Linked DNA regions of Homo sapiens: region 2 is linked to region 1. The links are chromatin loops, found by intact Hi-C in ENCODE. Cell type or tissue: endothelial cell of umbilical vein. All regions are shown on one strand. Region 1 overlaps DYNC2H1 (dynein cytoplasmic 2 heavy chain 1). Region 2 overlaps DYNC2H1 (dynein cytoplasmic 2 heavy chain 1).

Region 1 (5,000 bases):
CGAGAGGACACTGCAATTTAAAAAGGGTCAAAATTAAGTTTGTGTATATGATACTACATATAGAAGACTACTAACACTAGTGTGATGGAGAAAAATTTTGGCATAATTCACATATACATATGAAATTCATTAAGTTTGATCTCATTAAATTGAACAGTAGAGACAGCATGAATTAATGTTTCTCTAAAAGGAAGGAAAGTACAAGTTCCTGAAAGAATAACAAGATGAACTTAAACTGGCATATAAAAAATAGTCAACCATGTTTTCTTAAACAATATTTACTGCAAATGAAACTCAAATTAAATTTGACAAATTCATTTTATAAGTGGTAAAGATTAAAAAACAACCAGCTTTGGTCCCTACAGAATTTTTTAAAACTATAAATAGAGCAGTATAATGGAAACTTTATTCCCCAACCACATGGAGACATATGAAACAAACAGAAAAAAATAAAAAGGAGTACATGAAATTAAAAATAAATAAAACCCCTCTAAGAACAGCTGCCTTACAAAAGTTATCTAATATTTGACCTTCCAATAAAGGCATTAACCATTAATGCAGACTCTTCACAAGTATTCTTGTAAGGTCATGTTCATTATAATATACCTTTTTGGTGAAGGTTTTCTGGATTTTCTAAATATCACACAAACTTCTCAACATATTATTTTTCTGAAGTGTGGTAATAAGGAGAGAACGTCAATTTTATACCCCAAACACTGTCTGATTACATAGTTAAGAAGCTGCTATGGGCTAGAATATATCAACAATGTATAGAAAATGGGAATTGTAAGATGACCAAATTTAGAGTAGAAAGGACCTTAGAAAACATCGAATCCCTTTACTTTACAGGAATAAAGTAAGCCTTCTTAGGAATGTGATAGATAAGTGCCAGAACTGTGCTTTGATCTAAAACAGGTGTAGTGATTTTGAAACACAACTGCAAATCCTTTGACACTTTGCCTCTTGAGACTTGAGGTCTGTGCTCCTGTCTTCCAATACAGAGAAAGTGATACTATGCCAGTTTCCAAGTCTAGGCTATAAAAAATTGGTTGCTTATATTTCCTGCCTTTCGAGACTTTTAATCTTAGAAGCCAGTTACCATGCTGTGGAGCCCAAACTGTCTTTGGAGAGGCCCATGTGGAGATGAACAGAGACCCCCAGCTCTCAGCCGGCACCAACTTGCTAACCATGAGTGAGCTGTGTGAAGGAGACAAGCTTTCTCTACCAAGCCCTAGTAAATTTCACACTTTTAAGCTAAAAATAAATGATTTTTAAAAAACATTATTTTAAGCCAGTAAGTTTTGGTGAGATTTGTTCTGCAGCAAGACAACCGATAATGATTTTGATACACCAGAGGCAGGGTGCTGCCTTAACAAAATCCTCAATCATATGGCATTGGACTTGAGACTAGGTGATGGGCTGAAGCTGGAGGGATCTTTAGGAGAATGTAAGTGAAAACTTAAAAGGACTTCTAGAAGAATACTAGAGGAAGCCTATGGAGCTTTGAGGACTTAAAAAAAAAAAAAAAGGAAGGAAAAATCTCAGACAACCCTCTGTTAAACAATAGGGCTTCAATAAATCTTAAGGGTGTTGTCCCACAGCTGATGCAAAAGAAGCCTAAGATAGAAAGAAAGGCTTATCTTGAAAAGATTTGTTTGTGGTTTTTGTCTAATGGAGTGAATCTCAATGAGATTCATAGCAAACTCCCAGTTTCAGAAAAACTGTTCTGGTGTAAACTATCAGTTTAGGATTACAGGGTTAGGAGAGGATGCAATTCAAAGAGAACTTGGCTCCAGGGCTTCTATGGGCAGGAAACAGACCGAAAAAACCACTCAGCTGCAAACATGAGCTACATCTTATTGAAATGTATGGATAATTCAGAGGTTAGAATCCAGCGCTCAGAAGGTAAAGCCAAGAGCAATTAATCATTCCTAGGAAACAATACAAAATTCTAATAAAGGAACGGGAAACATGAACTTCCTTGGATTTCAGAATTGCTAAGGACGTTAGCCTTTCCATCTTCCCTTTTTGAATAGGAATGTCTTTGCAGTTACCCTATGCCTGTCCTACCATTTTATATTGGTTTTAAAGGGAACGGGCAACTTGTCACTGTAGTTCACTGGTCTTTAGATGGGAACAATATTTATGCGGTTATTTTTGAGGAATCAAACCCAAAAAGCCTCATCCATACTTTCCCCTGATTTAAATGACAATTTTATCCCTTTAGCCTTAGCCTGATCCTGTAATGAAATGAAACATGTGGAGGAGTCTGGGAGGAGACGGTTGTATTTTGCATGTGAGGAAATGTAAATAATTTCTGCCTAGAGGGCAGACTGTGGCAGTTTTTAAACATGACTCTTAAATTATTTGACACTCCTCTCACTCACAGTTGACTAACAGCTAGCCCATGAGTAACCTTGGAAGCTGAGCCTTGTGAGAAACCCTGAGCCAGAATACTCAGCTAAACCACACTTGGATTCTAGACCCACAAAAACTGTGATATAAGAAATTTCTATTGTTTTATGCCACTAAGACTTAGGGCAATTTATTATTCATCTATAGATGGTTAAGAGAGTTACCAATATTATTGCCAAGTGTAATACATTAATTCAATAGATGTTTAAGTCATTATTCATCCATTCAGCAATTATTTACTATCTACAATGTGCAGATACTATTAACATAAGGTCCTTGCTATTATGGAGCTTACATTTTATAGCGAGATAGATAATATTTACCTATATAAAAAATATTTCATAGTGTTAAATATGTAGAGAATTAAAACATAATAGGTGACATAATAGAAATGATAATGATAGTGATACATGAGATGAATAAAATAAATATAGTATTTAAAGAAATTTAAAAACCAATAAAGGAGATACAAAGCTGAAGTTCCTTGTGGTGCTTTATGAATAAATTATATATCATGTTATTGGAGTTTAGAGGGAAAAAACAATTCAATCAAGGAAGTCTTTAAAAAAGAGGTAGCTATTAAGCTATGCCTTGAAAGTTGTCTTAGATTTGCACAAAGGTAAAAAGAGTCGCAGGAAATTTTTTTAAGCTAATATTTATTGGGTGCTTACTATGTGTTAGTAACTATGGTGAGTGCTTGATACACACCACCTCATATAGTCCTCAAAATAATCCTCAGAAGTGTACTATTAGGTAAGTGCAAAAGTAACTGCAGTTTTTACATTGTTAGAATTTGCTGTTTGATATTGAAATACATTCTTAAATAAATGTAGTTATGTTATACATCATTTTAATGAGCATTTCTCAATTTTTTTTTTGCTGATGACTTATTGCTTGCTGTTTATGGTTATTTTAGACCATGGAAATGATGTTAGGCAAAAAGCAAATTCGAGTGATTTTCTTATTTGAGTTCACAATGGGTCGTAAATCAGTGGAGACAACTGGCAACATCAACAACACATTTGGCCTAGGAACTACTAACGAACATACAGTGCAGTGGTGGTTCAAGAAGTTTTGCAAAGGAGATCCTTGAAGATGAGGACATAGTGGCCAGTTATCGGAAGTTGACAACAACCAGCTGAGAGCAATCATCCAAGCTGATCCTCTTACAACTACAGGAGAAGCTGCAGAAGAACTCAACATCGGCCATTCTATAGTCATTCAGCATTTGAATCAAATTGGAGAGGTGATAAAAGCTTGATAAGAGGATGCCTCATGAGCTAACCAAAAATCGTTGTTTTGAAGTGTTGTCTTCTCTTATTCTACGTAACAACGATGAACTATTTGTCAGTCGGATTGTGATATACAATCAAAAGTGGATTTTATATGACAACCAGCGATGATGAGCTCAGTGGCTGGATCAAGAAGAAGCTTCAAAACACCTCCCAAAGCCAACTTCCACCAAAAAAAGGTCATGGTTGCTGTTTGGTGCTCGGCGGCTGGTCTGATCCACTACAGCGTTCTGAACCCTGGCTTAACTATTACATCTGAGAAGTATGCTCAGCAAATAGCTGAGATGCATCAAAAACTGCAATACCTGCAGCCAGCATTCGTCAACAGAAAGGGCCCAATTCTTCTCTACGACAGTGCCCCACCACAAGTTGAACAACCAATACTTCAAAAGTTGAATGAATTGGGCTACGAAGTTTTGCCTCATTCACCATATTCACCTGACCTCTCCCCAGCTGACTACCATTTCTTTAAGCATCTCAACAACATTTTGCAGGGAAAACACTTCCACAATCAACAGGATGCAGAAAATGCTTTTCAAGAGTTTGTCGAATCCCAAAGGACAGATTATGTTACAGGAATAAACCAACGTATTTCTTATTGGCAAAATGTGTTGATTGTAATGGTTCCTATTTTGATTAATAAAGATGTCTTTGAGCCTAGTTATTAATATAATAACTTAAAATTCATGGTCCAAAACTGCAATTACTTTTGCACCAACTTAATATTATAATTTCCATTTTACAGAAGAGAAAATGTAGACACAAAGAGAATAGCATGTTCAAAAATCACAGAGCTGGCAAATGGCAGATCCAGGATGTAAACCCCCAGGTAACTTGGCTCTAGAGTCCATATCAGCACCAATACTGTCTTTAATAGATCTAATATTTCTATAATGATTTATACATATTAAACCATTTGAGATTCAATGTAAGATAATTAGGTATTGGGAATTAAATTTATAATCATGGAGACATTAAGGCTTACAGTAAGTTTAATCTTAAAGTTTTTTAGTTTTTTTTTTTTTTTTTTAAACTAAATGATAGAGAAGTTGAATCCAGGTCTAACCCTAAATGTAACCTCTTTTCACCATCCCATGCATTTCATGAAAGATGTCACAAAAGCAGAACCGGCTGTAACCAGGGTGTTCATTTGTTAACTCACTCTCTCTCAAATCTCAATTAAGTGATTATGCAGCAAGTATGAGTAAATAGCTGCTATTTGCCAATCATTTGTTAACTGCTGAAGATAGGAAGTCATAACACAATTCTTGTCTACAAAAGCTTATGATAGAA
Region 2 (5,000 bases), 95 kb after region 1:
AGAGAATTATTTGAATAGTTTAGCACTTATGGATCTCCTGCCAAGATTTTGAATGAATCGATTCCATAAAGAAGTGAAGTATACAGATAGCAGCTGGGTGCTACAGTTAAATTTAACAGCATAGTTATGGGACACAGCAGCTTTCAAAATAATCAAGTACACAGCCTTGTCACTTCTTTGCCTGTATCACTCTGGCTTTAAAAAAAGGTTCCACCAATCATGTTACAGCTTTGTGTTCCTCATTGATTTTATATACTTAATGCCCAAATTCTGCTTGGAGTTTTAAATCTCTAACCTTTGTAACTATTATAAGCTTTCTTAACCATTCATATGGTCATATTCACTTCTTTACAACTATAATTTGTTTTTTTATGCCATTATTTGTTTGTTCTTGGCAGAGTGAATCAACTGTTCTAGCAACTACCTCACCTCCACCAGCATCAATGGCCAGTGCAGCTATTACATTTTGAAACTGCTGGCCAGACAATAGTTACGAAAGGTGTACTAAAACACGGCCTCACAATCCAAGAGTTTAATATACTACCATGAGTTTCAGATATCCAGGTACCAAGGTATTAAGATGAGCAACAAACACAAATTCTACTTAGTCTTTTAATCAATATTTACCATAAAATGTGACAGGCCTTTGAATAATACTGAAGAAATGAACAACTTCATTAAATACCAAATTACCTAATTATTTTTACCCAATATTTTACTTGCACATAAATAGTTTAGTCTAGCAATAAAGAAAGTTTACTGCTGTGAAGAATTACTGAGGATAGAAGCTAAAGATAAGGCTTCATAGGCAGATGACGTAACTAAAATATTGATTTTAATGTCAAGATTTTCTCAATGTCAAAATGTCACATTTTCGTAATTTTGCAAATCTTTTATTAATATATTTATCTATCATTCAGGCTTCCCTATCTGTAGAATGCAAAGAAAAAAAAATACATGTTTGTAATTAAGATTTGACTTTAGACAAGGGCAAAGCAAGATGACCAAATAGAACCCTCCAGCAATCATCCCCCATGCAGGAACACCAAATTAAACAACTATCAACACAAGAAAACACTATTTTAAAAACAAAAAAATCAGGTGTGCAATCACAGTATCTAACTTTAACATAATAACAAAGGGAGAGGCATTTAAAAGGGTAGGAAGGATAAGCTAGGTAACCTTGCATTACCTACAACATTCCTCCCCCAAACCCAGGCGTCATAGCACTGAGAATCTATGTGTTTGGAAGAGCAAGAGTGAAGTGAGTGTGGGATACTGCATTGGAACTCAGTGCTGCCCTATCACAGTGGAACACAACACTGGACAGAATTCTGCCAGTGCTCACAGAGGGGGCAAACAGACCATCCCTGGGGCAGAGGGAAAGCATCCATCGCCAGGAGGAGAAAGCCAAGTCTCAGCCTACTTCAGCAACTATGGAATAAAGTGGCCTGGGCCTCTAATAAATTTGAGTGGCAGTTGGGCCACAGCAACTATAGTACTTGGGCAAGCCCCAGTGCTGCACTGGCATCAGAGACTGGGCTTGGAATGCAATCCAGCACGACACTGGCTTCAGCGATGACAAGAGTACATGCATCGCCTCTCCCCCAACTCCAGGCAACGCAGTGCAGAGACTCCTTCCACTTGTGGGAAAGAGAGGAAAAAATACGTAAGACTTTGTCTTGCAAATGAATACAAGCTCAGCCACAGTAAAATCCAAAAACCCAAAAAACAAGGAGAATCCTAAAGCCTTCAGTTGCAGGTCTTTGCTCTTGAATGGTGTTTCTTGACCCACCCAGGGCCAGAAGGGAATCTACAACCCTGGTGGGATAAACTGACTCCCAGCAGAACTCACCACTTGATATGTGGCCTCCAGCCTTGAATAAACATCAGCAGCAGCCACATGGTGGTGGCCATGGGCCTTGGGTGACCCCCGGTGGAAGCTGCACTGATCTGGAAGGCCTCAGGCTTTCATGGTGTTCTAATGCAGTCAACTGTGCCGACCACAGGACTGCAGGTATCACCCCTCCCCCAACTCAAGGCAGCCAAGCATAAAGACCCCTTCCACTTGGGGGAAAGAGTGGGAAGAGCAAGAGACTCTGCCTGGGAACTCAGGGAATTCTGTCTTACCTTGCCCAACTCCACCAAGGCTATATATCTAAGGGTCTGTAGGGGTCACAGCATACCTGGGTTAGGGCACCTGGTAATGCTAAAATGGCTGTAGTAGCTACAGCTATGGTAACAACACTCAATTATATTTGAAGTCTTCAAAGTCCACTCAAGAAGGACAGGTACAAACAAGGCCATAACACAAAGACAGAAATAAATATCTAACACTTAAATGCCCAGACAATGATGAATGTCCATAAGCATCAAGAACAACTAGGAAAACATGACCTCACCAAACAGACTAAATAGGGCACCAGTGACCAATCCTGGAGTGATGAAGACATGTGACCTCAGACAGGAAATTCAAAACAGCTGTCTTCATGAAGCTCAACAAACTTCAAGATAACACAGAGAAGGAATTCTATCAGACAACTTTAAGAAAGAGATTCATATAATTTTTAAAATAAATGAAACAGAATTCCTGGCTAAAAAATTCAATTGACAAACTGAAAAATACATCAGTGTCTCAACAGCAGAACTGATCAGGCAGAAGAAGAATTGGTGAGCTTGAAAAGAGGCTATATGAACATACACAGAGAAATTGAAGAGTACACAAAAACATGGAAAGATATCCTATGTTCATGGCTTGAAAGAATTAATTATTGTAAAAATGACCACATCACCCACATTCAGTGCAATCCCTACCAAAATATCAATGACATTCTTCACAGAAATAGAAAAAAAACTCCTAACATTTATATGGAACCACAAAAGATCCAGAATACCTAAAGCAATCATGAGCAAAAAGAACAAAACTAGAGCAAATCATACTTCCTGACTCCAAAGTATACTAGAAACCTATAGTAACCAAAATACCATGGTAGGGGCATAAAAACAGACACATAGAGCAATGAAAGAGAACAAGGAACCCGACTATAAATCCACACATTTACAACCAACTCAGCTTCAATAAGTGCCAAGAACAAACATTGAGGAAAGAACAGTGTCGTCTACAAATGGTGCTGGGAAAACTGGATAACCTTATGCAGAAGAATTAAACTAGACAGCTGTCTCTCAACATATACAAAAATCAAAATGGATTAAAGACTTAAATATAATACCTGAAACTGTGAAACTACTAGAAGAAAACATTGGGGAAATGCTTCAGGACACTAATCTGGACAAAGATTTCTTGAATAAGACTTCAAAAGCACAAGAAACCAAAGCAAAAATGGACAAATGGGATCATGTCAAGCTAAAAAGCTTCTGCACAGCAAAGAAAACAATCAACAAAGAGACAATCTGAAGAACAGGAGAAAATATATGCACACTATTCAACTGACAAGAGATTAATGACAAGAATATATAAGCAATTCAAACAATTCAATAGCAAAGTAACAAATAATTGGATTAAAAAACAGGCAAAAGATCTTAACAGACATTTCTCAAAAGAAGACATGCAAATGACCAACGGGTATAGAAAACAATCCTCAACATCACTACTCATCAGAGAAATAGAAATCAAAACCACAGTGAGAAATCATCTCACCCCAGTTAAAATAGCTTTTATCAAAAAGACAAAAAATAATGGATGCTACGGAGGATGTGGAGAAAGGAGAATATTCATACACAGTTAGAAGGTAAATTAGTAAGCTACTATGGAAAACAGTATGGATGTTCCTCAAAAAACCAAAAATAGAAATACTATATTGTCCAGTGCCAAGACCAGCTTGGTCATAGAGACCCTAACCCAGCTGTGCTAGAGGAATTAAAGACACACACACAGAAATATGGCATGTGGAGTAGGAAATCGGGGGTCTCACAGCCTTCAGAGCTGAGAGCCTCGAACAGAGATTTACCCACATATTTATTGACAGCAAGCCAGTGATAAGCATTGTTTCTATAGATTTCAGATTAACTAAAAGTATTCTTAGGGGAACAATGGGATGGGCCAAAATAAAGGGATAGGCTCTGGCTAGTTATCTGCAGCAGAAACATGTCCTTAAGGCATAGATCCCTCACGCTATTGTTTGTGGCTCAGGAATGCCTTTAAGCCATTTTCTGCCCTGGGTGGGCCAGGTTTTCCTTGCCCTCGTTCTGGTAAACCCATGACCTTCAGCGTGGGCGTCATGGCCATCACGAACATGTCACAGTGCTGCAGAGATTTTGTTTATGACCAGTTTTGGGGCCAGATTTGGGGGCCTGTTCCCAACAGTCCAGCAATCTGGGTATATATCCAAAAAAAAGGAAATCAGTATATTGGAAAGGTATCTGCACTCCTGTGTTTATTACCAGCAATCTCACTGCTGGGTATATACCCAAAAGAAAGGAAATCAGTATATTGGAAAGGTATCTGTACTCCAGTGTTTATTACAGCACTATTCACAATAGTCAAGATATGGCATTGACCTAAGTGCCCATCAACAGATGAATGGATAAAGAAAAAATATGGTACACATAAACAATGGAATATTATTTCACCATAACAAAGAATAAAATCTTGTCACTTGCAACAACATGGATAGTACTAGAAGGCATTATATTAAGTGAAATAAGCCAGGTACAGAAAGACAAATACTGCATGTTCTCATTCATACGTGGGAGCTAAAAAAGTTGATCTCATGGAGGTAGGAGAGTAGAATAACAGTTACCAGAGGATAGGAAGGGTGTGTATAGGGGTTGGGAGGGAGGGTAGGATAAAAAGGGGTTGGTTAATGGGTACAAAAATACAGTTAGATAGTAGTAATAAGACCTAGTGTTTGGTGGCACAACAGGGAAACTATAGTTAATAATAATTTATCGTATATTTCAAAATAACTAGAGAAGTAGATTTGGAATGTTCTCAATGCAAAAAAGTGACAAATGTTTGAGGCGATGGATACTGCAATTCT

Evidence for each region. A loop is a pair of places that touch in the nucleus more often than their neighbours do. Peaks named below come from ENCODE experiments on the same cell type or tissue, not always from the same donor. Only the 100,000 strongest peaks of a DNase experiment are listed, where the experiment ranks them.
Region 2: a loop joins it to region 1, with 2.5 times the contacts of the local background. A loop is called at or near these places in 4 of 110 quality-filtered maps.

What each region holds. Positions count from the first base shown.
Region 1 is chr11:103,430,953-103,435,952 of GRCh38, reverse strand. It overlaps DYNC2H1 (dynein cytoplasmic 2 heavy chain 1), which reads right to left. Exons shown (of 89, transcript NM_001377.3): 85 at 1-10. Among named protein-coding and RNA genes, the nearest start is that of DYNC2H1, 320 kb to the right of the region's middle. In endothelial cell of umbilical vein, no CTCF peak of the experiment used is centred here; a DNase peak (open chromatin) is centred at 1,882.
Region 2 is chr11:103,336,242-103,341,241 of GRCh38, reverse strand. The region is part of intron 82 of DYNC2H1 (dynein cytoplasmic 2 heavy chain 1); the gene reads right to left. Among named protein-coding and RNA genes, the nearest start is that of DYNC2H1, 230 kb to the right of the region's middle. In endothelial cell of umbilical vein, a CTCF peak has its summit at 1,937; no DNase peak of the experiment used is centred here.